7 separate regions of the Homo sapiens genome follow, and regions 2, 3, 4, 5, 6 and 7 are each linked to region 1. The links are chromatin contacts, found by Hi-C or POLR2A ChIA-PET in ENCODE. All regions are on one chromosome and are shown on one strand. Each heading gives the region's core, a stretch centred on a gene start or an enhancer-like site at or near the end of the contact. The rest is flanking DNA. Distances are from core to core; before and after follow the strand shown.

What was found. A loop is a pair of places that touch in the nucleus more often than their neighbours do. ChIA-PET counts read pairs that join two places held with the same protein, here RNA polymerase II (POLR2A). Pooled maps may share reads with other maps.
Region 2: a loop to region 1 is called in a map of naive thymus-derived CD4-positive, alpha-beta T cell, with 7 times the contacts of the local background. The contact joins the promoter of ATG5 here to the promoter of SNX3 in region 1. A Hi-C loop is called at or near these places in 1 of 168 maps with a recorded cell type or tissue (naive thymus-derived CD4-positive, alpha-beta T cell), 1 of 37 single-sample maps with no recorded cell type and 9 of 50 pooled maps.
Region 3: a map of CD8-positive, alpha-beta T cell shows a loop between it and region 1 (4-fold over the local background). The contact joins the promoter of CDC40 here to the promoter of SNX3 in region 1. A Hi-C loop is called at or near these places in 2 of 168 maps with a recorded cell type or tissue (CD8-positive, alpha-beta T cell and naive thymus-derived CD4-positive, alpha-beta T cell) and 12 of 50 pooled maps. POLR2A ChIA-PET finds 5 or more read pairs at or near these places in 1 of 52 experiments (AG04450).
Region 4: a pooled map shows a loop between it and region 1 (25-fold over the local background). The contact joins the enhancer-like site here to the promoter of SNX3 in region 1. A Hi-C loop is called at or near these places in 1 of 37 single-sample maps with no recorded cell type and 9 of 50 pooled maps. POLR2A ChIA-PET finds 5 or more read pairs at or near these places in 1 of 52 experiments (OCI-LY7).
Region 5: a map of CD8-positive, alpha-beta T cell shows a loop between it and region 1 (10-fold over the local background). The contact joins the promoter of MTRES1 here to the promoter of SNX3 in region 1. A Hi-C loop is called at or near these places in 3 of 168 maps with a recorded cell type or tissue (CD4-positive, alpha-beta T cell, CD8-positive, alpha-beta T cell and naive thymus-derived CD4-positive, alpha-beta T cell) and 9 of 50 pooled maps.
Region 6: a loop to region 1 is called in a map of CD8-positive, alpha-beta T cell, with 30 times the contacts of the local background. The contact joins the promoter of ZBTB24-DT here to the promoter of SNX3 in region 1. A Hi-C loop is called at or near these places in 2 of 168 maps with a recorded cell type or tissue (CD4-positive, alpha-beta memory T cell and CD8-positive, alpha-beta T cell) and 13 of 50 pooled maps. POLR2A ChIA-PET finds 5 or more read pairs at or near these places in 2 of 52 experiments (CD8-positive, alpha-beta memory T cell and activated T-cell).
Region 7: a map of naive thymus-derived CD4-positive, alpha-beta T cell shows a loop between it and region 1 (20-fold over the local background). The contact joins the promoter of PPIL6 here to the promoter of SNX3 in region 1. A Hi-C loop is called at or near these places in 1 of 168 maps with a recorded cell type or tissue (naive thymus-derived CD4-positive, alpha-beta T cell), 2 of 37 single-sample maps with no recorded cell type and 12 of 50 pooled maps. POLR2A ChIA-PET finds 5 or more read pairs at or near these places in 1 of 52 experiments (activated T-cell).

Annotation. Positions count from the first base shown.
Region 1 is chr6:108,259,342-108,262,850 of GRCh38, forward strand. SNX3 (sorting nexin 3) reads right to left here and starts at 1,699. Exons shown (of 4, transcript NM_003795.6): 1 at 1,419-1,699. The coding sequence starts at 1,580. RefSeq lists silencers at 1,277-1,386, 1,497-1,756 and an enhancer at 1,884-2,719.
Region 2 is chr6:106,324,048-106,327,556 of GRCh38, forward strand. ATG5 (autophagy related 5) reads right to left here and starts at 1,713. Exons shown (of 8, transcript NM_004849.4): 1 at 1,479-1,713. RefSeq lists enhancers at 1,523-1,572, 1,593-1,912.
Region 3 is chr6:110,178,704-110,182,212 of GRCh38, forward strand. CDC40 (cell division cycle 40) reads left to right here and starts at 1,724. Exons shown (of 15, transcript NM_015891.3): 1 at 1,724-1,930. The coding sequence starts at 1,742. WASF1 (WASP family member 1) reads right to left here and starts at 967. Exons shown (of 11, transcript NM_003931.3): 1 at 736-967; 2 at 1-39. RefSeq lists silencers at 327-646, 887-996.
Region 4 is chr6:106,518,526-106,522,034 of GRCh38, forward strand. It overlaps CRYBG1 (crystallin beta-gamma domain containing 1), which reads left to right. Exons shown (of 22, transcript NM_001371242.2): 4 at 606-2,928. Among named protein-coding and RNA genes, the nearest start is that of RTN4IP1, 110 kb to the right of the region's middle. RefSeq lists enhancers at 740-1,939, 1,162-1,651, 2,392-2,441. Within about 2 kb of position 1,251, at least 24 of the 41 ENCODE cell types and tissues checked have a DNase peak (open chromatin) inside an H3K27ac peak, as active enhancers do; they include OCI-LY7, where a contact is called at or near this core.
Region 5 is chr6:107,026,560-107,030,068 of GRCh38, forward strand. MTRES1 (mitochondrial transcription rescue factor 1) reads left to right here and starts at 1,640. Exons shown (of 4, transcript NM_016487.5): 1 at 1,640-1,712. RefSeq lists a silencer at 1,459-1,928 and enhancers at 2,039-2,148, 2,259-2,358.
Region 6 is chr6:109,481,904-109,485,412 of GRCh38, forward strand. It overlaps ZBTB24-DT (ZBTB24 divergent transcript), which reads left to right and starts at 1,741. Exons shown (of 4, transcript NR_187591.1): 1 at 1,741-2,934. ZBTB24 (zinc finger and BTB domain containing 24) reads right to left here and starts at 1,316. Exons shown (of 7, transcript NM_014797.3): 1 at 1,195-1,316; 2 at 1-151. The coding sequence starts at 123. RefSeq lists silencers at 1,007-1,296, 1,377-1,816.
Region 7 is chr6:109,438,678-109,442,186 of GRCh38, forward strand. PPIL6 (peptidylprolyl isomerase like 6) reads right to left here and starts at 1,951. Exons shown (of 8, transcript NM_173672.5): 1 at 1,779-1,951. The coding sequence starts at 1,913. It overlaps SMPD2 (sphingomyelin phosphodiesterase 2), which reads left to right and starts at 2,047. Exons shown (of 10, transcript NM_003080.3): 1 at 2,047-2,494; 2 at 2,680-2,776; 3 at 2,875-2,951; 4 at 3,297-3,390. The coding sequence starts at 2,445. RefSeq lists silencers at 1,542-2,361, 2,003-2,208 and enhancers at 2,622-2,691, 2,852-2,931.

The DNA of each region.
Region 1 (3,509 bases), core at 449-2,948:
TCCGGCCTCAGCCTCCCGAGTAGCTGGGATTACAGGCATGCGCCACCACACCCGGCTAATTTTGTATTTCTAGTAGAGATGGGGTTTCTCCATGCTGGTCAGGCTGGTGTCGAACTCCTGACCTCGGTGATCCGCCCAGCTCGGCCTCCCAAAGTGCTGGGATTACAGGCATGAGCCACCGCGCCCGGCCTATGATCCACATTTTACACATCCATAAGAAGACAACAGTGGCTTGAAACATTAAACTATTCGTTTCATATCTTAAAGTTTGATTAACTTTTTAAAATCAATGCTAACTACGTAAGAATCATTTTTTAAAAATACTTAAGTTTCACAACAATGTGAATATACTACTGAGCTGTATGTACACTTAAAAATGGTTAGGATGGTAAATTTGATTTTTGTGTTTTTCACGACACAAAGTGTGTAAGTTAATGAGAATTTTTTCACTTAAATGTTAATAGTAGCTTGTCATATAAATTTTGATTAAAGGAAAAATCGCTTTACACTTAACTTTTAATAATTTGCTGTCATCTTTAAATTAATGTAATTAATTTTTAAAGATGCTTCCATACATGGGCAAATTCTTTAATCCTGAATTATAGAGTGAAAGTGAAGCACTATTTTCAATTAACATCTTTCAAATCATCTAAATTATTGCCAACAAATACTAGTTATGAAATTAGGTATATTTTATTTCTGTTGATTTCTTTATTCAATTAAGTGCAAATCTCGAATTAAGAGAGCAAGATCCCTAGTCTTTTCTTAAAGCAACTGTAGTTCTGGATTATGAGGTAGGTGACACCACACCTCAGCCTTTGGCAGGGCGGTGGCCCAAAATGCTGAAGTCAACCATGTCCAATCACCCTTCTGGTCTGGCTCAGCCCTATCAAAAATTGTCAGGCTTCTGTGAACTTTCATTAAGTCCCGTTCAGAAGACTGCACAACCCAGGTTACTTTAGCAGCTCGGGAAGGGCCTGGAGCAGCCGGGTTGGCTTGCTACCTCTGGGAAGTCTCCAGGAAGAGAAAACTGGGAAAAGGCTTTAACTTTGCGCAAGCCCCTTTTCTCTGTCAACATCTCTTTCCCTTCCCAGCGAAGGGATGTGTTCTCGAAAGATCTACCCCTTTCCAACTCAAATGTCATTCCCTGATCAGCTGCTGGAGGGGCAAGCGGCGCTCAACCCACGCCCTCCTCTTCGAGCACCTTCTCCAAGTGCCAGCGCGCCGGGCTCGCTCTGCAGCCCCCCACACCAGCCCTACAGGAAGAGGGGCCCTGGCTCACGACCCCGGCCCGCCTCTGCAAGGGGGCTCCCGGCCTGGGAGGCTGTGGCTGCCCGCGGGGGTCCACTCCCGGGTCGAGTGGGGGTGACCAGAGCCAGCGGGAGGGGTTTCTTGGGAGAGGGGAGAGACGGCCTCACCTTGACCCTGATTTCGTAAGTGGTGAAGCGGCCCCGGCCGACCCCCACCGTTTGCGGGTTGCTCACATCGATCTCGAGGAAGTTGCTGGGGGGTCCGTAGGCGTCATTCAGGTTCTGCGGCTTGGTGATCAGCCGCCGGGTGTCAGCCACGGTCTCCGCCATTTCGCTGTAGCTGCTGCCGCCGCCGCGGGCTCCCTCCGCCCCCTCCGCGTTCAGCCGCCGCCGCCGCCGCTGCTGCCCGCCGTGGGGACACGGGGCTCGCGCGCAGCGGTCGCGAAGAGAACGAGCACGTAGAGCGGGCGTTCACCCCGCACGCGAAGCTCCTCCCCGCGCCCCTCAAGCTTCCGCCTCCGAGCCCAGGGGAGAAACGGCTCACTAGCTGGAACGCCACGCCCGGCTCCCGGGAGGCCCGGCCGAGGCTGGGGAGGGGCACTGCGGACTGGGGTGTGAGGAGAAGCGGTGTCATGGGACTCGGGGTCGCAAACAGGTTCCGGCCGGACTACAGCGCCCACAATGCACCGCGAGCGCGCCGCCGCGGGGCTGCGGCCGAGGAGGCGAGGACCCAGACGCCCAGAGCTGGCGCTTCCTGTCTCTCTGCGCCAGCCTCGGCCTGCGGCGGGGTAGAGCGCCGGAAACGGCTTTAGCGGCTTTGGGAATTGCGGGCGAAAGTTAAACGGAGAGATCTTAGAGATTTGCCCGCAAATCGAAACAAAACTGCCCCTACTAACTCTGTGCCAACCTGTGCACCGTCTCACTGTGAACCCCTGAAAATGCCTTTCTGGAGAAGGTTAAGCAAATGCCTGAGATGATTTTGCCATAAACCCGAGCGTTGCACCAGACACGCGTCTGGATTGATAGGTTGAAACCAGTAAAGTGGGGGAGTGAAATAAAAACTAAAGCCCTAGTTAAATCCTAGCATTATGGTCAAATCGATTTTGGAGACAGGTCGGTCCGCTAAAACAAAGTAACAGTAGACCGGCTGCAAGCTGCTTTGGGTGTCCACTTTCGTTTCTCACGAAGTCCTGATAAGTTTTTTTTTTTTTTGAAAAGTATTAAACGTACCTCTACAGGACTGGAAATGCAACTCACATGAGCCTTTTTAAGAAACGGGGAGGAAGGCCGGGCACGGTGGCTTATGCCTGTAATCCCAGCACTTTGGGAGGCCGAGGCGGGCGGATCACGAGGTCAGGAGTTCGATACTAGCCTTGCCCACATGGTGAAACCCCATCTCTACTTAAAAATGCAAAATTAGCTGGGCGTGGTGGTGCGCGCCTGTAATCCCAGCTACTCTGGAGGCTGAGGCAGGAGAATCGCTTGAACCCGGGAGGCAGAGGTTGCAGTGAGCTGAGATCTGCCATTGCACTCCAGCCTGGGTAATAGAGTGAGACTTTGTCTCAAAAAAAAGAAAGAAAGAAACGGGGAGAAAACCCAATTAATTAGGTCCTAGTTCATCTCTTATGGTCCAATGGGAAATGCAGATTTTAAATGTTGAGATACGATACATTTCTATCTCTGCCCAGAGAGTTATCCCTCACAACTATTTCTGCATTTTTTAATATGTCAAGTTTAACACTATAATTACTTTAAATAACCTGATCTTCCCCGCCCCCCTTTTCTTTAGATTTTAAATTATTAGTAATTATTTGTGGAGACGGGATCTCACTGTGATTCCCAGGCTGGTCTCCAACTCCCAGCATCAAAGTGATCCTCCCGCCGTGGCCTCCCATATGTGCTGAGATGACAGGTATGAACCACCGTGCTTGGACTGATCTGTCCCTTGAACTGCAAATTTCTTTTCTTTCTTGCTTTTTTTTTTTTTTTTTTTTTTTTTTTTTTTTTGAGACGGAGTCTCGCTGTGTCGTTCAGGCTGGAGTGCAGTGGCGCATCTTGTCTTACTGCAATCTCCACCTTTCGGATTCAAGCGATTCTCCTGCCTCAGCCTCCCGAGTAGCTGGGATTACAGGCGTGCGCCATGACACCCAGCTAATTTTTGTGTATTTTCAGTAGAAACGGGGTTTTGCCTTATTGGCCGGGCTGGTCTCGAACTCCTAACCTCAGCTGATCCGCTCGCCTCAGCCTCCCAAAGTGCTG
Region 2 (3,509 bases), core at 463-2,962, 1.9 Mb before region 1:
TCTCTTGGCATTCCCTATACCCCTGCACTGCTTTGGTTTTTTTCTCTAGCACTTTCCGCCACTTGACGTACACAGTTGGCCCTTCCTACCCATGGGTTCTTCGTCCTTGTATTCAACCAATCATGGATGAAAAAATATTCGGGGAAGGAAAAAAAAGTCAGTACTGAACATGTATAGACTCTTTTTTGTCATTATTCCCTAAACAATACACCATAACAACTATTTATACAGCATTTAAGTTGTATTGCGCATTATAAATAATGCAGAGTTGAACTAAAGATAGGAGGATGTGCATAGGTTATCTGCAAACACTACACCATTTTATATCAGGGACTTGAGCATTTGAGGACTTTGGTATCCAAGGGAGGTCCTGGAACCAATCTCCCACAGATGCCGAGGGACAGGAAAGACTGTACCTTAATTTTTGTATCAATGTCTTCTCACCCCATCCCCAAAGTGGAACTTCATGATGGCAGGGATTTTTATTCTTTTGTTTACTATTTTGTTTACTGTTTTGTCCAGTGCCTAACACATAGGAGGTACTCAGTTTGGGGGAAATTAATGAAATAAATACACACTTGAGGTGTGTGCACTATTCTAAAAATCCATATCCATACAGTTCCATTCTGTACACTTTCCCCCAATTTTAAGTAGCATATCTTTGAAGATAAAAGCACAGGCTTAAATCTGGTGTAAAATACCTCTCAATTACTACCCTGAGCACAACATCGTTATTTTCAAATTCAAAATTCAACCAGAAACTCCCTCTATGGAAATCACAAATAGTTCAGTTCAGAGCCAAGTATCCAGTTTCAAGGTCTCAGAAATTTAACAAGCCAATTCTGGAAGGCTTTGGAAGTTCAGCTACTGTCTGGTAAGTCTCCGGGTTCTGATTGCTCAAGACAGGCTGTACCTCCTCACCCCTCAGAAAAATCTAGAACCAATAGTTTCCTAGGTTCCTCAAGTTCAGGATAATTTTAAAATAATCCAAAGTACAAATGAAGTATGTAAAAGTGTCTTGCCAACAGAAAATGTCTTTGGTAGCACTAAATATTGTTATTGAGACAGGGAATATCGTAAATAGATAAATTGCTTGGAGGACATACCCACCGAGTTTGGACAGACTCACACTGCACTGTGCAATAAAGGTTTAAATAACTGTGTTCCACAAACAATTCAGGTCCTGAACTGAACTCTAGAGCCTGCGACTAGACTCTCGCTTTCCTACCTTAGTAAGCAACAGACATGTACCCCAAGAGGGACCCCGCAGGCCACACCCGCCAACCGGCCCCAGGGCTCCGGGCCGGCGTCTCGCCAACTCCACCTTGCCCGGAGGAACCACCTTCACCCGCCATCGCGGCCGGGCGGGCGCTCCTCCAGGCAACTACTCACCCCTCCTTCCTACCACACCTACCTGGCCCCTCCCCAGCCCTCCTCCTCTAGGAATTTCCTCACACAAGGTGGACACACACACGTACCCTACTCCAAGCTATGGCTCCTCCTTCCGGCTCCCCGCACTGGTGGGGACGCCCAGATTCCGCGCTCCGGTGGGGCGGCGGGGCAAGCTGCCCGCCTGACACACTGTCCTGCGGGGACGCGGTAGCAGGACTCCAGGAAGCCCGCGCAGCCGCAAAAAGCACCGGCGCGGAGGTCGGAGCTGAACCCTGCTGCACTTCCGCCCTCTGGTATCCAGCGAATACAACCGGCAACGCTGCGGAGCCCTGGCAGCGCACCACAAGTCCAGTCACCCTCGGCGCCCGGAGATGACGTCACGAGACCCCACGTGGTCCGAACTCCGCCCTCCGTGTTCTGCCTAACCCAGCAAGGAGGCCCGAGTCGCTCTTGAGCATGCGCCAACGGGGCAGTACGCTTGAACTCGCGACCAAACCTCTCCAAGTTCATAGCTTCTACCCTCTTCTGAGAATCTTGCGTCAAAGCGTAGTTATTGGGGCTTGGGGAGGTTAACTTAACAGTTCCACAAAAACAGTTTTTAAAATACTGAAACACTGCCTCCCTAGAGCTTGATCGCAACATCCCTTTCTTCCTGGCATCACACAACAGTATTAATAAAACATTAGTTTTCAAAGTACTTTCCCATCCATTTTCTTATTTGATCTTCTTCTCTACTTTGTTGGAACCACCGCAGGCATTAATAACCTAATTTAACAGAAGACTATATGAGCACTGAACCCTCCCACCCATCCAAGAGTACATATCTTTATCTTACTCTTTGTAAAAATAATTGGGGCCGGGCGCGGTGGCTCACGCCTGTAATCCCAGCACCTTGGGAGGCCGAGGCGGGCGGATCACGAGGTCAGGAGATCGAGACCATCATGGCTAACACGGTGAAACCCCGTCTCTACTAAAAATACAAAAAAAATTAGCCGGGCGCGGTGGCGGGCTTCTGTAGTCCCAGCTACTGGAGAGTCTGAGGCAGGAGAATGGCGTGAACCCGGGAGGTGGAGCTTGCAGTGAGCCAAGATAGGGCCACCGCAGTCCCGCCTGGGCGAAAGAGCGAGACTCCGTCTCAAAAAAAAAATAGTAATAATTGGTAAACTTACTAATAAAGAATCTTTGAATTGGCTCTATCCAGAAGTCTTAGCAGGCATTTAAGGTTTTTCTCTTAATTACACGTGCCTTAACGCCATGCATGTTAAGTAAGTACTGTGCTGAGACTCAAAACAGGTTCTTGATAATTGGGAACATAAGGAAAATTCTAGTAGTAGCCACAGGATTCTTTTAAAAAGAAAAATCTTCTTGGAGTTGGACTAAGTACAATGATTTTCAAATGGTAAATTACAGTACATTAGTGGGTATCTAAATCAAGTTAGGGAAGCATGCCCAGCATCTTTTTAAATGAAATAAAATAGAAAATATCAGCATGCTTCACACATGTAAAGGGTAAATATTGTGTCCCAAAATTTTTACTTCAGTATGTATGTGGTGTACACTGGATAGGAATGTGAAATACATTTCTTAGTAAGGGTAGCAGTCAGAAAAGTTTGAAAGCCACAGTTATGGTCCTCTTCACCTACTCAATGCAGAAATCCTCACTACAGTGTCCCCAGTAAACAGCTATTAGCCTCTGTAAGAAAGCTTGTGGGATTAAGGTGCATTGCCTTCCCAGTGTCAGACAAAAGTATATAAAATTTCCTTTAAAATGTATCTAAAAAATAAGATGGATTTAGGGGCGCATAGATGGATAAATATGTGATTAACCAAATATAGTAAAATATAATGGTAGAATATAATGGTAAAATATAATGGTAGAATCTAGATGGTAGAATCTAGGTTCATTGTAAATGGGTATTCACTGTAAAATTTGTTCAGCTTTGCTGTGTGTTCAAAATTATTTCCTAACAAAATGTTGGGACCAGGCACAGTGGCTCATGCCTGTAATCCCAGCACTTTGGGAGGCCCAGGTAAGAGGATAGCTTGAGCCCAGGAGTTCAAGACCAGCCTGCACAACATGGCAAGACCACATCTCTACAAAAAACACAAAAATTAGG
Region 3 (3,509 bases), core at 474-2,973, 1.9 Mb after region 1:
GCAAGAGAAGGTGTCAGAGTACCGAAGCTAGGGGGCATGCTGTAGCAAGGGGAAAAGAAAAATGGGAAAGGTGCAATGGATGCTGCATAGTTGAATAATTATCTGGGTGGCACAATGGGCGAGTCCTGCCGACATGAGCGCTGAGTGAGCGGCTCCGTAACTCTGCCCAAGGCAGCCCCCATGAACAGGCACCAGAAGCGACAGCACCGCTTCGCCTCCCCTTCCAACGAAGAAAAGGATGCCCGCACTCGCTTTACCGTTATGTTTTCAGACACCGACTCGCGGAGCAAACACGCAAACGCACGAGCTCGCTTTACCGAGCCTCGCGCACGTAGGGCGAGCAGGGGATTCTCTGTCGCCCGGGGCTACCGCCTCCCCCGGAAAGAGGCACGGGGCGGACCGCGGGCGCGGGTGGGCAGGGAAGCCCGGGCGGTGGCACCTCAGGTGACACCCACAGTCTCTCCAGCGAGAGCAGCCCCGGGGCGGTCCCTGCAGCCAAGCCCCAGGCGCGCCCGCCGCCGTCTCCCTCGGCACCCAGCCCCGCTGGCGGGTGGGCGGTGGGCGCTCGGAAAACCCGCGGATGGGGGTGGGGGCCGGGGCGGGGAAGGCGCGCCCATCCATCCCCGTCACCTTTGCGGGCCACACACCACTCGGTCTGCTCCGGCCAGTAAGGAAGAGTTCCTCTCCCAACACCCCCTCCCCGAAAAAAGCAATTCCTCAGGGACTCGCGCTCACCGTGAAATCTTGGGGGCTCACGCCTTACCCCTTCTTCATGCTTCGGCAGCGGTCGCCGGTCCCCCTCGGCTCGCGGGACTCCGCCTAGAGCCCCCAGGAGGGTCGGGCTCTGGGGCGGAACCCGCTCAGGGCAGCGGCCCAGGCGCCAGGCCACAGGGAACGCCGCCTGGGGCGCCAACCCGCCGCCGGACCCACCGTGTGCTCGACGCGCGAGTGAACAACACCGCGAGCTGCCGTTCCCCCCGCCCCCTCCCCGCGCGAGACGCTCCACAACCGGGCGCAGGGACCCGCGCCAGAAGCAGGGGGGACCGCGAGACTCTTTCCGCCTATGGTCCCATCCTTGCCCCCCGCCCCAGGAGCTATTCCTGGCCAGTCAGAGGTCTCAAAACTTCAGATTCTCACTTTCCTCTTCAGCCTCCAGTGCCCAGGTGCAGCCGAGGTGGGAAATCCAGCCTCCGCCCACTCCCCCATTAGTGGGGCCGAAGCTCGCTCTTCCCCCCTTTCCTGAGGTTCTGTGGTATTGCCCAATCCTCAGTTTGGGGGAGGGGGACGAAGAGAACACTGCTTGGCTAGGGAATGAGGGAAGATGATAGCCAATTGAATGGAACATCCATTCGGGGGCGGGGTCAAAGGGGGACACGCCCCCGTTCCGCCCCCTCGTTGCAAACTACACTTCCCATTGTGCCCTCTCGCGCTTCCTGCCGCGCTGCACGCTGGGAGTGCAGGACCGCGAGGCCTCAAGGTATTTTGGAACTCATATTCTTTAGTCAACTAGGTCCTAAATGTTATAAACTATTATAATTCTCCCTTTTTCCCTAGATAAACTTTTTTAAGCTCTCAGCTCGACAGTAGTTATTCTAATAATAATTAGCTTATTGTTTCAAAATGTAAGACATTATTTCTTAGCAAAGAAAGTTAATGATGTGTTCCATTGCAATCTGTCAGGACCTGGGAGCCTCTTCTTCTTCCGCCCTGGCAGGGTCTCCGCAGAAGATTTGTTGCCGTCATGTCGGCTGCGATTGCAGCTCTGGCCGCTTCCTATGGTTCGGGTTCAGGGTCCGAATCGGACTCGGACAGTGAGAGCAGTCGGTGTCCGCTGCCAGCCGCCGACTCCCTCATGCACTTGACTAAATCGCCTTCATCAAAGCCGTCTCTAGCAGTGGCAGTGGACTCGGCTCCGGAGGTGGCAGTTAAGGTAAGCACTTTTGCTACTAATGCAGTGTGGGAATTGTTGGCTTCAGCTCCAGAACTGCCAGCCGCTTGTTAGGTACCGGGTTACCTCTTTCTCAGTGCTCAGAGATAAGTTGCTAACGTTTGAATTTCTTCTCCTTCCCACATGCATCCTCGGGAGAGGCAGAATTGGAAGTTCGGAATAGCCCTCCGATGCTCTCTGCCCTTGCCTCCCGCCATCAGAAAGCAAGTGGAAGGAGGGGATGAAATTTGAATTTGTGGATTAGGGACATAGCCTGGAAAGTGCAGGTGTAATCTCGGAACATAAGTGAAATTAGATCAGGACTTCCCAAACTAGAGTATTGTGTGAGCAGTGGCCTCGATTTGTCTTATTTTTGAAGAACTAGGTTCTAATCCTGGCACCACCACTTGTGTGAACTTGGACAAGTTATGCAGCCTCCTTTCTTTCCTCACCTGTACAGTGGAGATCATTTTCAAAACATCTGTCTACATGAAAAGATGAGTGTGAAAATTGAGTGAAATTACACAAATAAAGCATATAGCACAGAGCCAACTAGTGAGAGTGCAGTAAATGTTTTATGATTGTGTGTGTTAATACAGTGAGAAAAAGGCCTTGGATTTGAGAAACAGCTGCATGATCTCAATGGAGGAAGCTGATTAATAAGGCAAGAGTTTCCAGGCAGAGGTGACAGGCAAGCCTGAGAACGCAAAGAGCCTAGTGGGTTTGAAGAACTGAGGAAAAGCTGATGTGTCTGGAGCCTGATGAGAGCATCTACCAATTGGTAGTGTAGGCCCAGTAGAGCCCGAGGTAGGTGATCAGCTCAAGATGTGAAGAGGGGAGGCGGTGTCCAAAAATTCCTTTGTATCATGTCCCCAAGTCTAGTTTAATGACTTAAGAAGTGTTTTACAGGTTTTTAACAAGCTGTATGTGAATTTTACTTTTTAAAAATGGACATCTGTCATGAAAGAATGCTTAGAATCCTCCTAACTTCCTATCAAAACAAAACTTTCCAAACTTAAGCCCCTCCAGTAACCTCCTGAGTCTTCTCCTTTCACAGCTCAGCTTTTTGGAGCTCTCTTTTTGTCTTCGTCTCATTTTCTCCTCAACCCAATGCAGTCTGGCCCTATCCTCTTGGGAAACTACTGTCTGTGAGTGATGTCCCAGGCCTTCCAGTTGTCAAGTTCAGCCATCTGACTTAAATGTCTGCATCAAATGACACTGTTCATTAGTTCCTCTTTCTTGAAACTTTCTCTCCGTTTCGCTTCCATGGGGCTCTACTCAGCATTCTGTTCCAATTATTTTACTCTCCCTTTTCAATACTGGTGTTTCCCAGGACTCTGCTCTTAGTCCTCTTTGCATTCCACATATTCTCCCATACCTTCAACCTCAGGCTGTGCTGCTTCTAGCTCAAGGTGAACACCGTGAAATGGTTAGCACAGGCTCTGGAATTAAGACTGTAATTCAAATCCTGCCTCCAGCACTTACCCACCTGGGGACCTTGGATAAGTTACTTAAATGCTCTGTACCTAATTTTTGCTGATCTGTAAAGTAGGAATAACAGTAGTACCTATCTAACAGAATT
Region 4 (3,509 bases), core at 1-2,500, 1.7 Mb before region 1:
ACGTACTCAATAAATTAGTTCATCCCTCATCCCTAGAGTTTCTTGGCTATATAATCTTCCGATCCCTCATATGCAAGCAAAACACCCATTAAAAATAGTTGGTAGTGTACTTAGGACTATTTAAAAATAGTTTCATTAAAAAACAAATGTGGCAGAGAATGGTGGCTCATGCCTGTAATCCCAGCACTTGGGGAGGCCAAGATGGGAGGATTGCTTGAAGCCAGGAGTTTGAGACCAGCCTGGGTGACATAGACCCCATTCTACAAAAAAATAAAAATAAAAAAATTAGTTGGGTGTGTGATATGTGCCTGTAGTCCCAGCTACCTGGGAGGCTGAAGCAGGAGGATTGCCTGAGCCCAGGAGTTCGAGGCTGCAGCAATCTATGATCACACTGCTGTACTCCAGTCTTGGCGACAGAGCAAGACCTTGTCTTAAAAACACATGTGTGCGCACACACACACACACATACACACACACACACACCACACTCCAAATGTTATATATCAGGGAGATGTTGGCTTTTCATAGTTTTATAATTAATTGGTTTGTGTGTTCACTTTTTAAAACTAGGTCAATAACTTTATCTTCCTGCTTTTTCCTCACAGCCCTGCCAAGCCCAAACATGTGGAACTAAATCTTAAAACCCCTAAGAATCTTGACAGTTTGGGAAATGAGCACAATCCATTTAGCCAGCCAGTTCACAAAGGCAACACTGCCACCAAAATCTCCTTATTTGAAAACAAACGGACAAACAGTAGCCCAAGACACACTGACATTCGAGGCCAAAGGAATACTCCTGCCTCTAGTAAAACGTTTGTTGGGAGGGCAAAGCTGAATTTAGCCAAAAAAGCCAAAGAAATGGAGCAACCTGAAAAGAAAGTAATGCCAAACAGTCCCCAGAATGGTGTGCTGGTTAAGGAAACTGCTATAGAAACCAAAGTTACCGTCTCGGAAGAAGAGATTCTGCCAGCAACCAGAGGAATGAATGGAGACTCTTCTGAGAATCAAGCTCTTGGTCCTCAGCCTAACCAAGATGATAAAGCAGATGTACAAACAGATGCTGGCTGCCTTTCAGAACCAGTGGCTTCTGCTCTGATTCCTGTCAAGGATCATAAGCTCTTAGAGAAGGAGGACTCAGAGGCTGCAGACAGCAAAAGCCTTGTACTTGAAAATGTAACCGATACAGCACAAGACATCCCCACCACTGTGGATACCAAAGATTTACCTCCAACGGCCATGCCAAAGCCACAGCATACATTTTCTGACTCACAGTCCCCTGCTGAGTCATCTCCTGGGCCTTCTCTTTCACTGTCTGCACCCGCTCCTGGGGATGTTCCCAAAGACACATGTGTTCAATCACCCATAAGCAGTTTCCCATGCACTGATCTAAAAGTGTCAGAAAACCATAAAGGATGTGTTTTGCCTGTGTCTCGTCAGAACAATGAGAAAATGCCACTTTTAGAACTTGGAGGAGAAACAACCCCTCCTTTGTCCACAGAGCGTAGTCCAGAAGCTGTGGGAAGTGAGTGTCCATCCAGAGTCCTCGTCCAGGTCAGGTCCTTCGTGCTCCCCGTGGAGAGCACCCAGGATGTGAGCTCCCAGGTCATCCCAGAGAGCTCTGAAGTTAGAGAAGTGCAGTTGCCAACTTGTCACAGTAATGAACCTGAAGTGGTTTCCGTTGCAAGTTGTGCTCCCCCACAAGAGGAAGTACTGGGCAATGAACACTCTCATTGCACAGCAGAGCTCGCGGCAAAATCTGGCCCACAAGTCATACCGCCAGCATCAGAGAAAACTCTGCCTATTCAGGCTCAAAGTCAGGGCAGCAGAACACCCCTGATGGCTGAATCCAGTCCCACCAACTCTCCCAGCAGCGGAAATCACTTAGCCACTCCTCAAAGGCCAGATCAGACTGTTACAAATGGCCAGGATAGCCCTGCCAGCCTTTTGAACATTTCTGCTGGTAGTGATGATAGTGTATTTGATTCTTCTTCTGATATGGAAAAATTCACTGAAATTATAAAACAGATGGATAGCGCAGTTTGTATGCCCATGAAAAGAAAGAAGGCCAGGATGCCAAACTCTCCTGCTCCTCACTTTGCCATGCCTCCTATTCACGAAGACCATTTAGAAAAGGTGTTTGATCCCAAAGTGTTTACCTTTGGTTTGGGGAAGAAGAAGGAAAGTCAGCCAGAAATGTCACCGGCTTTACATTTGATGCAGAACCTTGACACAAAATCCAAACTGAGACCCAAACGTGCATCTGCTGAACAGAGCGTCCTCTTCAAGTCCCTGCACACCAACACTAATGGGAACAGTGAGCCTCTGGTGATGCCGGAAATCAATGACAAAGAGAACAGGGACGTCACAAATGGTGGCATTAAGAGATCGAGACTAGAAAAAAGTGCACTTTTCTCAAGCTTGTTATCTTCTTTACCACAAGACAAAATCTTTTCTCCTTCTGTGACATCAGTCAACACTATGACCACGGCTTTCAGTACTTCTCAGAACGGTTCCCTATCTCAGTCTTCAGTGTCACAGCCCACGACTGAGGGTGCCCCGCCCTGTGGTTTGAACAAAGAACAGTCAAATCTTCTGCCCGACAACTCCTTAAAGGTCTTCAATTTCAACTCGTCAAGTACATCACACTCCAGTTTGAAAAGTCCAAGCCACATGGAAAAATACCCGCAAAAAGAGAAAACCAAAGAAGATCTGGATTCACGAAGCAACCTACACTTGCCAGAAACTAAATTTTCTGAATTGTCAAAACTGAAGAATGATGATATGGAAAAGGCTAATCATATTGAAAGTGTTATTAAATCAAACTTGCCAAACTGTGCAAACAGTGACACCGACTTCATGGGTCTTTTCAAATCAAGCCGGTATGACCCAAGCATTTCTTTTTCTGGAATGTCATTATCAGACACAATGGTAAGTAGCAATGTGTTATTATTTATTTGGGGTATTTTTAAAGCAAGGGAAGAGAAGGATGATGAGCAACTCATGTTATTCTTTTAGAAATGGTTAAGCTTATGTGCTATAGTTTTTATTCATTCATCACATATTTGAAAACCTGCAATGTACAAGGGACCGTTAGAGTGCAAGAAAAAAATGTACTAAGAGTCTTCACTGAAGGCATCTGTAGTCTTGCAGGGAGATAAAGCTACAAATGCTCTAAGGCACATGATCTTTTTTTTTTTTTTTTTTTTTTTTTGAGACAGAGTCTCGCTCTGTCGCCCAGGCTGGAGTGCAGTGGTGCAATCTCAGCTCACTGCAACCTCCACCTCCTGGGTTCAAGCGATTCTTCTGCCTCGGCTTCCCTAGTAGCAGGGAATGCAGGCGCGTGCCACCACGCCTGGCTAATTTTTGTATTTTTAGTAAAGACTGAAAATACAAATACGGGGGTTTTACCATATTGGCTGGGCTGGTCTCGAACTCCTGACCTCGTGATCCATCTGCCTCGGCCTCCCAGAGTGTTGCGATTACAGGTGTGAGCCATCCTGACTGGCTGG
Region 5 (3,509 bases), core at 390-2,889, 1.2 Mb before region 1:
AAGTATGGGGCACTTACTCTTTGGCATTCTAAGGATGTAATGAAAAAACAGCTGGCTGGGAGTGGTGGCTCATGCCTGTAATCCCAGCACTTTGAGATGCCAAGGCAGGTGGATCACTTGAGGTCAGGAGTTTGAGACAAGCCTGGCCAATATTGGTGAAACCCTGTCTCTATTAAAACTACAAAAATTAGCCGGGCATGGTGGTGCGTACCTGTAGTCCCAACTACTAAGGAGGCTGAGGCAGGAGAATCGCTTGAACCCGAGAGTGAAGGTTGCAGTGAGCAGAGATCATGCCATTGCACACCAGCCTGGGGGCCAGAGCAGGCCTCATTCTCAAAAACAAAAAAACAAAACAAAACAAAAGAAAAAACAGGGAAGAAGATTAAGTGGCAAGTGAGGTAGGTGAAACCAATGGGGTATCCTATAACTCAAGTAAGTTGAGGAATGAGACCAGACCTTTGGATTTACATTGCAGAGGTCATCTGTGACTTTGACTAGAAGTTTTGTTAGAATGTTGCAGGGTGACATCTTGTTTGGTGTATGAGTCAGAGTTCTCCACAGACAGACCTAATGAGAGAGGGATGGATGGATGGATGGATGGATGGATGGACGAATGGATGGATAGTTGGTTGGGAGGGAAAGGGGAATTGGCTCACGTGTAAATTGCGTTGGTCTTGAAAAGATGTTTCCTTAAACTGCGAGTCTGACGTATTTGCACATTTTTCTGGAAACAACGCCTATATCTCTTGGAGATGTTCAAAGAGGGCGGGCTCGGTGGCTTACACCTGTAATCCCAGCACTTTAAGAGGCTGAGGCTGGAAGATCGCTTCTCTTGAGTCCCAGCCTGGGCAATATGGCGAAACCCCATCTCTACAAACAAAACAAAACAAAACAAAAATTAGCAGGCCGTGGTGGCACACACCTGGAGTCCCAGGTACTGGGGAGGCTGAGGTGGGGAGAACAGCTTGAGCCTGGGTAGCAGAGGTTGCAGTGAGCCGAGATCGCACCATTGCACTCCGGGCAACAGAGTGAGACCCTGTCAAAAAAAAAAATGTTCAAAGGGGTTAGTGGTCCCAGAGAAAGGATCACTTCATTAATAATTAAGATGATTAGCCGGTCATGGTGGCTCACGCCTGTAGTCCCAGCTACTTAGGAGACTGAGGAACGACAATCGCTTGAACCCGGGAGGCGGAGGTCGCAGTGAGCTGAGATTACGCCGCTGCACTCCAGCCTGGGCAAGAGTGAGACTCGGTTTCAAAAAAAAAAAAAAAAGAAAAAAGAATTAAGATGGCCGGGCGCGGTGGCTCACGCCTGTAATCCCAGCACTTTGGGAGGCCGAGGAGAGCGGATCACGAGGGCGGGAGATCGAGACCATCCTGGCTAAAACGGTGAAACCCTGTCTCTGCTAAAAACACAAAAAAATTAGCCGGGCGTGGTGGTGGGCGCCTGTAGTCCCAGCTACTCAGGAGGCTGAGGCAGGAGAATGGCGTGAACCCGGGAGAATGGTGTGCCCCGAGCCTACTTCCCGCGCAGTCCTCCAAGACGCGGCCTCCAGCAGGGGTCGCTGCTTCGCTGCCGCCCTGGCCTCGCGCCCCGCCCGACCCGCTCTCACTGCGCCGGCGCCGGCGGAAGGGGCGGGGCGCAGATAGGGGTAGCCTGGAGGCCTGCAGTCCGCGCGGCCGCGGGGAGGGACGAGAGGGCCTGACGTACAGGTGAGTGCGCCTCTGCTGGCGCGCCGCGCCGGGCCCCCTGCCCGCGCCCCCTGTCACTTCGCCTCTCCGCCCCGCCCACGCTCCCGCCGGGTCTCCCCGTGAGTGTCCCGTGTCCTGCCAGCCTCGGGACGCCCCGCGAGCTCAGGGCTGCGCAGGGACTGTGGTAATTGAGCGCGGCGAAGCCTTCCGTTCCTGCCTCCTGTCGCTCCTGCTGGCTCCGAATGCAGACTGCGAACCCGGGGACGCAGTTGTCCATTTCCTTTGACCTTGGGGACCCAGGAAGGTGCACTGCCCGCGGGGGTGGGGAGGGAGCGAGAGGAATCCGACCCTGTCTCAGCCCACAGCCTCCGAGGTCTCCAAGTAAAGGGAAGGATCTTTAGCTGCATTAGACTTCAAAGCGTTTAGACCAGTTTCTCCATCTTACGGAGCGGTGAACGGGCTCAGGAATGTGGAGCGTTTCCTGGCGTCAAGCAGGTCAAAGTCAGCGCTGCTTTTTTTACAGACACTGCTTTTCTTACAGTCTTCGGTTAGTTCAGATTGTATACCTCTCCTGAAGATGTCACCCAAAACCTCCTATGGGATTCTGCCGTGATCATCTCTCCACTCATCCCACACCAACGCCAAAGAGATCTTTTAAAATGAACTTCCATCAGGTCACTTCCCAGGGTCCATCATTGCGTGTTCTTTTCCTGATTCATTCGAATGCACCCGTCCTCCTGATCAATTTTTATTCCACAGGGTGTTGTTTTGTTTTGTTTTGTTTTGTTTTTTTGAGACGGAGTCTTGCTCTGTCGCCCAGGCTGGAGTGCAATGGCGGGATCTCGGCTCACTGCAAGCTCCGCCTCCCAGGTTCACGCCATTCTCCTGCCTCAGCCTCCCCAGCAGCTGGGACTACAGGCGCACACCGCCACACCCGGCTATTTTTTTTTTTTTTGAGACGCAGTCTCGCTCTGTCGCCCAGGCTGGAGTGCAGTGGCGCGATCTCTGCTCACTGCAAGCTCCGCCTCCCGGGTTCACGCCATTCTCCCGCCTCAGCCTCCCGAGTAGCTGGGACTACAGGCGCCTGCCACCACGCCCGGCTAATTTTTTGTATTTTTAGTAGAGACGGGGTTTCACCGTGTTAGCCAGGATGGTCTCGATTTCCTGACTTCCTGATCCGCACGCCTAAGCCTCCGACAGTGCTGGGATTACAGGCGTGAGCCACCGCGCCCGGCCTGTTTTGTTGTTTTTTTTTTTGACACTCGCTCTGTCGCCGAGGCTAGAATGCACTGGTGTGAACTCGGCTCACTGCAGCCTCCCCCTCCCAGGTTCAAGCGATTCTTCAGCCTCAGCCTCCCAAATAGCTGTGACTACAGGTGTGCACCACCACGCTTGGCTAATTTTTGTATTTTTAGTAGAGACGAGGTTTCACCATGTTGACCAGGCTGGTCTTGAACTCCTGGCCTCAAGTGATCCGCCCGCCTCAGCCTCCCCAAGTACTGGAATTACAGGCATGAGCCACCGCGCCCATACTATTTTTATTTTAGATCTCACTGTGTTGCCCAGGCTGATCTCAAACTCTTGGACACAAGCGAGTCTCCTGCCTTGGCCTCCCAAAGTGCTGGGATTATAGGCGTGAGCCACCTGCCTGACCTCATCTTGCCCTCTCAATCCCCCTTACCCTGCTCCACTTTCTTCCCCCAGTGCATTAACCACCAGCTATCATATAATTTACAGGGTGTTTTTTTTTTTGTCTACCTGTTTCCCCTACTAGACTATAAACTCTACAAGAATAGGAATCTTCGTATTTTTTTCCTC
Region 6 (3,509 bases), core at 491-2,990, 1.2 Mb after region 1:
TAAAGTAATGTCACAGAGGAAGCCTTTCTTCCTCTGATCCTCAAAACTGGCCAGCACAGTGTCACTGTGAGCGTCTGAGTGTACAACAAGCTGCCCAGAAGGCTCTGGCGATGTTTCTGCCATTTTCTTCAGAAGCCACTAAGGGTTAAATCTGAAATAAGAAAACAAGGTTTAAAAAGGAGAAAGCACTGTCTAAAAGGTTAATGCCAGCCCACATGAACTTCCTATTCACTTCACATCATTAACTGAATTTTACCATTACCATTTTTGTCTGTCTACAAACTTAGCTCTGGGCCCGGGCGCAGTGGCCTCACGCCTGTAATCCCAGCACTTTGGGAGGCCGAGGCCGACGGATCACTTGAGACCAGCCTGGGCAACATGGAGAGAATTCATCTATACAAAAAATACAAAAATTAGCCTGGCGTGGTGGCGCCCGCCTGTGGTCCCAGCTACTCAGGAGGCTGCGGCAGGAGCATCACCTGAGCCTGGGAGTTCGAGGTTGCCGTGAGCCGTGATCGTGCCACTGCACTCCAGCCTGGGCGACAGAACGAGACCACCACCTCAAAAAACAAAAACAAAACAACTTAGCTCGCGGTTTTTTTTTTTTGAGACGGAGTCTCGCTCTATCGCCCAGGCTGGAGTGCAGTGGCGCAATCTCGGCTCACTGCAACCTCCGCCTCCCAGGTTCAAGCAATTCTCTCCCTCAGCCTCCTGCCGCACATTAACTAGCTGAGTGACTCTCCAGTATTCATGGAACGGTTCAGGGTCTACCTTCTATAAAATGAAGGAATGGGATTAACCATCTCCAAAATCCTCCGCAAGCACGAACTTTCTATGGTTGCACAACTATTTCAGGGAGAACGAAGCTGCCTCCATCTCCCAGATTATTAGCCATTTCGTATGTGGGAACCAATGTGAAGAGTGAAGAAATGTGCACGTGCAAAGTGAATGTGAGGTAGCTGCAATAAAATACTAATAACTTAAGCTGCGTGGGGCCGCCAGACACACTAGGGGCGGCGCGGAGCCCCCCGCAGCCCCGGGTGGTCCCAGCAGGGAGAGGTGGCGCGGAAAGACCCCCACCTCCCCGCCCAGGCCCCGCGGGCCCGACTGGGGAGCACACGGCGGGGGAGGGGTCGGCGCGGCAGACCTACCGCTCAGGGGCGCCCGGTGGGGTCCGGGTCGCTGCCAACTCACCCGGCGGCCTGGCGGGAGACCCACGCCGGGGCCCGCTGGCCCTCCGCTCCGCCCCGCCCGCCTCTGGGGCTTCTGCGCCGCACCGGTTTCTGCTCCTGCGCCGCCGCCGCAGCCACAGCCACAGCCAACCCGGAAGCGCGGCGCCAAGAGCCGCTTGCGCGCGGACGCCGAACCACGTGGCCCGCAGAGGCGCCCCTGGAGGTGGGGGCCACGAGAGCGGCGGGGAGGGGAAGGGAGGTGAGGGGCGGGGCGGGGCGAGATGGCGGGGCGGGGCGGGGCGGGGCAAGGCGGGGCAAGGCAGGGCAAGGCGGGGCGCGAAGGCAGTTCAAGGGTTGGGGCGTGGCAGGGGAGGGGAGGGGCAAGGCGGGGCGAGAATGCAGGCCTGGGGTCGGGGGAGCCGCGGCGGGGCGGGGCAGGGCGGGGCGAGATGGCAGGCCCGGGGCTTTGGGGCCGGGGCCGGGGCCGGGGCCGGGGCAGGGCGGGGAGGGGCGCGGCTTCGGAGGAGGGACAGTGGCCGGGGCGGGGCGCGGCCAGGGGCGGGGCGGTGTCGGCGCCCGAGGTCCTGCGTGTGGCACTGCCGGGGAGCCCAGGCAGGAGCGACTTTTGCGGTGAATTGGGGGCAATGGACAGGAGAGGCGTTGTGACCCCTCCCTTTGGGAAGTTTTATATCGTATTAAACTGTTAGCTCAACGCCAATACCTTAATTTTATCTCTTCTCCGACACCGAATCTGGTGTTGTTCTTGAATGTATAAAGGCATGAAATCCCCCTTACCGTCATCATCATTGTCATCATCATCACCATCGTCATTATCTAGTGCTAATATAATAACTATTACTTACCTCCTAAATGTTTTTCACATCTGCCTCCTTTTCCTCCCCACTCCTGATGCCTTAGTCTAAGGGAATGAAGAGAGCACTGCAGTCAGAGAAACCTGGGTTCTGAGAGATCTTGGGCAAATTACTTACCCTCACAACTTCTTTACCTTACCTGTAAAATGGAGATGTTAACACTAGTGCCACTTTGGTAGGGTTGCTATTGCATAAACAAAATTAAGTATGTAATGGGCTTAGGAAATGCCTGGTTTAATTCGTCTGCTGTGATTAAAATGATCATTATTATTCAAACTTTCATCATCTTTGTTCAATAGACTGTTTCTAACTGGTCTCAGCTGCAGCGTTGTTCTCTTTAATTCGCAGAAGTACAGAGGATTTCTCCAAGTACATATGAGATCCAGAGACTAGAGTCACTCCTTGGCTTAGAATCCATGTGGCTCCCACATGCCCTCTGGATAAAGTCCAGGCTTCTTAATGTGGTCTACAAGCCCCATCCAGATCTACTCCCCACCTGCTTCCATCCATTTATTTCAGCATTTTCTCTCTCTTAGCCAATACCTAATTACTTATTTTTCTGCCCATTTCCAGATTCCCAACATGCCATCTATAGCCTCCCTGATCTTGAACCGGAGGTGTAATTAGCAACCTGGCTCTTACATTTTTACTAGATTTTATTAAAACTAGCTCAAGCCACACATGCTCCTTCTCTGAGGTTTCCCTTTCATATTGAATTGTCTCTAAGTCCTCTGGATTTGTGGGGGTACAAGTGGGATGGGGAGCGCTCCCTGACTTCTGCATACCAGCAGGAAGTTAGCTACCTCATTGTTTCTTGCTGCTACGAGGGTTGCAGTCAAATCACTGTCCCTCCAGAGGTCCTCAACGGCATAAGAAGACTCAGTGCCAAGGTAAGCCAGGTACTTCCATTTCCTCATTCAATCATTGCTCACTGGAGCATAATCCTGCGAGGAAAGACTGAGTCTGGAGGATCTTCCAGCATCAGCCACCCACAACACAGACTAGCCCTTTCTTCAAGGCAATTTTGTTTTGGATCCATACTGACTTTTTCAAAACTTTTGTTCTTGTTAAGGCCAGCCGGTCTACCCCTAACAGGTCTTCTTAAATTTAAATCTTGCAGAACAGGATTTGGGGTGTCATACATTCATCTAACAGATATTTATCGAGTGTCTACTAAGAGCCAGACATTGGCGTCAGGTGTTGGGGATACAGCAACTAACAAGGCCTTTGCTCTCATGAAGCTTACATTCTACTAAGGGGAGACAGGACAAATATACAAGTAAACTAATGAATAATAGTTTCAGAAAGTGTTAAATTTTATAAAGAATGATGATGGAGACTGACAGGGAAGTGAAATCAGGATAGGGTGACATTTGAGCTGAGATCTGAATGACATGGAGACAGCTGTGGGAAGATCTGGAATAAAAATGTTCTAGGCAAGGGAAAAGCAAGCATAAAGGCTCAG
Region 7 (3,509 bases), core at 701-3,200, 1.2 Mb after region 1:
TCCCGGGTTCAAGCGATTCTCCAGCCTCAGCTTCCCGAGTAGCTGGGATTACAGGCGCCCGCCACCATGCCTGGATAATTTTTGTATTTTTAGTAGAGATGGGGTTTCACCATGTTGGCCAGGCTGGTCTTGAACTCCCGATTTCGTGATCTGCCCGCCTCAGCCTCCCAAAGTGCTGGGATTATAGGCAAGAGCCACCGCGCTCGGCCTGTAAACAATTCTAAAAAATCAAAAGAATTGTATTTCACGTTATGTGAAAATTATACGCAAGTCAAATTTCGTGTCCATAATATGGTTTTACTGGAATACTGTCATTCATTTCCATCTCTGTGTCTGCTTTTGCAACACAGGAAAAAGCTAAACAGGTGTGACTGAGACCCTATTGCCAAGAAGGCCTAACATATTTACTATCTGGACTTTACAGAAAAAAACTTGTCAACACTTTCTTTACAATGTGGAGTCGGCACAGAAAATATGTGCCTTCAGAAAAAGAGCGAAAAAAAAGAGAAAAAAAATCTCTGAAACTCATTAATACATTAACTTTGTAATTAACTTCATGGCCATTAACTTTGGTAATAAAAGGTTGCTGATCCCGTCTGCCCAAGCAACACAGACCACAATTTCTACTTTTGATGATTCATGTATTATTTTCACAGACTTCTGATCACTTGTTTTCTTTTTATTATTTATTTATTTTGAGACGGGGTCTGGCTCTGTCGCCCAGGCTGGAGGGCAATGGCGCGATCTCAGCTCTCTGCAAACTCCGCCTCCCGGGTTCAAGCGATTCTTGTGCCTCAGCCTCCTGAGTAGCTGGGATTACAGAGACCGCCACCACGCCCGGCTAATTTTTTGTATTTTTAGTAGAAACGGGGTTTCACCATGTTGGCCAGGCTGGTCTAGAACTCCGCCTCTGCCTCCCAAAGTGCTGAGATTATAGGCGTGAGTCACCGCGCCAAGATATCTTCTATTTGGGAACATTTTGTTGTCAAGTATCCAGCTGGGTACTTCGGGAGTTAAAAACATTAATTAAGGCATGGTCCTGGAGTCAAGTGAGCTTCGGCGAGAAGTTTGCCATGGACAGCATTTCTGGAGCAAACCCTGTAAGAAGGGCTGAATTCTACATGCCGACATTTCATACATTTCTCCTGCATTTCAGGTTGTAAGTGTGCTGCAGCATGACTGATCTGGCCAAATTCTTCCAGTTTCCTCAAGTGCTTTTCCTTTAGTATCGTTCTGAGTGTTTACAAAGAAATGATTTTCCAAAGCACTTGTGAAGCATCTAGTTCGATTGGAACGCAGTGACGGCTCTATAAAATTCAAAGAAAAGAATCTCCCCGCATGAATAGTTAACAAAAATCGCTTGGGCCGAGGTGGCGGGGTTGTAAAAATTAGCTAGTTATATAGTAATCATTTTTCCATAAATTTAAATATCTCTAATTAAAGAAAAAATTGACGTAGAACAAAATCTGCGGGTGTGTGTGTGTGTGTCTCGGAGGGGATTACCTTATCTCCCAGCGCGGTTCTGAACCCTTCCTTCGCTCAGTTCTCCCTTTAAAAGTCGCCAAGTGGAACGCCCGCCCCCGGACCCGCACTTGCCCCCCTATACTCTCCTCCCGGTCCTCCAGACGGAGCCCGCCCGGCCAGGACACGCCAGCCCCTTCCTCGGCCGGTGGGGCCTCGACCCCCGCCGCCTCGAGGAGGCGCGGCGCCTGCAGTCCACGCGGCCGAGAGCGGGTAGCGGGGAGGGCCGCCCACGACGGAGGTTTCTCTGTGGTTACCTCAGCGGCGCTCTTCGCAATCTGAAAGTTGGGGCAGCTGAAGAGCCCCACCACCTTCACCTGCAGCGGCCGCTCCGGCAGCGACGGCGAGCCGCACCTAGCGTGCGGGGGCCCGCACGGCTGCGGCCTTGCCATGGCCGCGCCCGGGGACGCCCGGTGACCCCAAACACTGCGCGTCGCTCCGGCAACCGCGCGGCCCCGCCTCCGCCGCTCGCAGGAGGCGGGGCCCAGGGGCGGGTCGAGGGCGGCCCGTGGCGGCTGGGCCTTTCCTCAACTTTGCGCCTGTTGCTGGGCCGCCGGCGCGCGGGCGGCCGCGACCGCCGGGGACGAGCTTGGAGGAAAAGGAACCGGGAGCCGCCCACCCGGGGGCGCTCTCCGGACCCCCAGGGTCCTAGCGCGCGGCCCTTACCGAGCCTGGGCGCCCGGATTTCGGCAGCGGATCGCCTTTCCGGGTTGGCGGCCCGCCTGATTGGGAACAGCCGGCCGGTTGCCGGGGGAACGCGGGAGTCGGGCCCGACCTGAGCCACGCGGGCTTGGTGCCCACCTGTGCGCGCCGCCTGCGAAGAAGGAACGGTCTGGGGAGAAGGCGCCGCCGGCCGCCCCCGTCCCCACCGCGGCCGTCGCTGGAGAGTTCGAGCCGCCTAGCGCCCCTGGAGCTCCCCAACCATGAAGCCCAACTTCTCCCTGCGACTGCGGATCTTCAACCTCAACTGCTGGTGAGTGCGTCTGCGGAGTGCGGTCTGGGGGCCACCTTCCGTTCGCACCCATGCAGCCTTCCTCCCCCTATCCCGCCCCACGATCTCAGGGTGTAGGGAAAACCCGAACCTCCAAAGTCCACATCTGGCCCCAGCGCCGGTGGTCCCAGCAGTCGCCTCCCCTGCCCCGCTCTTCCCTTCCTTAGGGGCATTCCGTACTTGAGCAAGCACCGGGCCGACCGCATGAGGCGCCTGGGAGACTTTCTGAACCAGGAGAGCTTCGACCTGGCTTTGCTGGAGGAGGTGAGATTGTGCAGCACGGTGCGGAACCCAGGCTGGGAGGAGGGACAGACCGTCCCACTGGGGAAAGACCAAGCAGGCATCCTCACCGCTTCCCTCAGGTGTGGAGTGAGCAGGACTTCCAGTACCTGAGACAGAAGCTGTCACCTACCTACCCAGCTGCACACCACTTCCGGAGGTGAGAAGCCCACTGGCCTGAAGCCTGTTGTCATCCCAGGAGGCTCTTGGCCCTGCCAGCCCTTCCCTATCCTGCCTGCACTCTCCAGTCTCCTCCAGCCTCCTCTCCCTCTGGATGTGAGAGAAGGAGAAGGGTGAACCAAGAAGGTCCTATGACTTCAGCCCATTTCAGCTTTGTTTTCTGGCTGCCCTATACTCCTCCAAAGGCTGTCGCCTTGGTTCTAGGGCTAGTCCCAGCAGTAGAAAAAGAAAAAAATAGCTGATCAGAGCTGGAAGACAAGGGAGGGGAAGAAGGCTGGGTGTCTCTCCCTGTTTTTCTGGTTATTAAGCAGGGCTTGGCTTTCAGCGGAATCATTGGCAGTGGCCTCTGTGTCTTCTCCAAACATCCAATCCAGGAGCTTACCCAGCACATCTACACTCTCAATGGCTACCCCTACATGGTAAGGCAGACCTTTGACCTCTTCCACCTCCCTTCCCCACCTCCAGTAATACAAGGTAGAGGAGGCAGCCCTCTGAGAGCTGCAGGGGATGGGCAGAAAGATGGTGGCGGTGCCCTGAG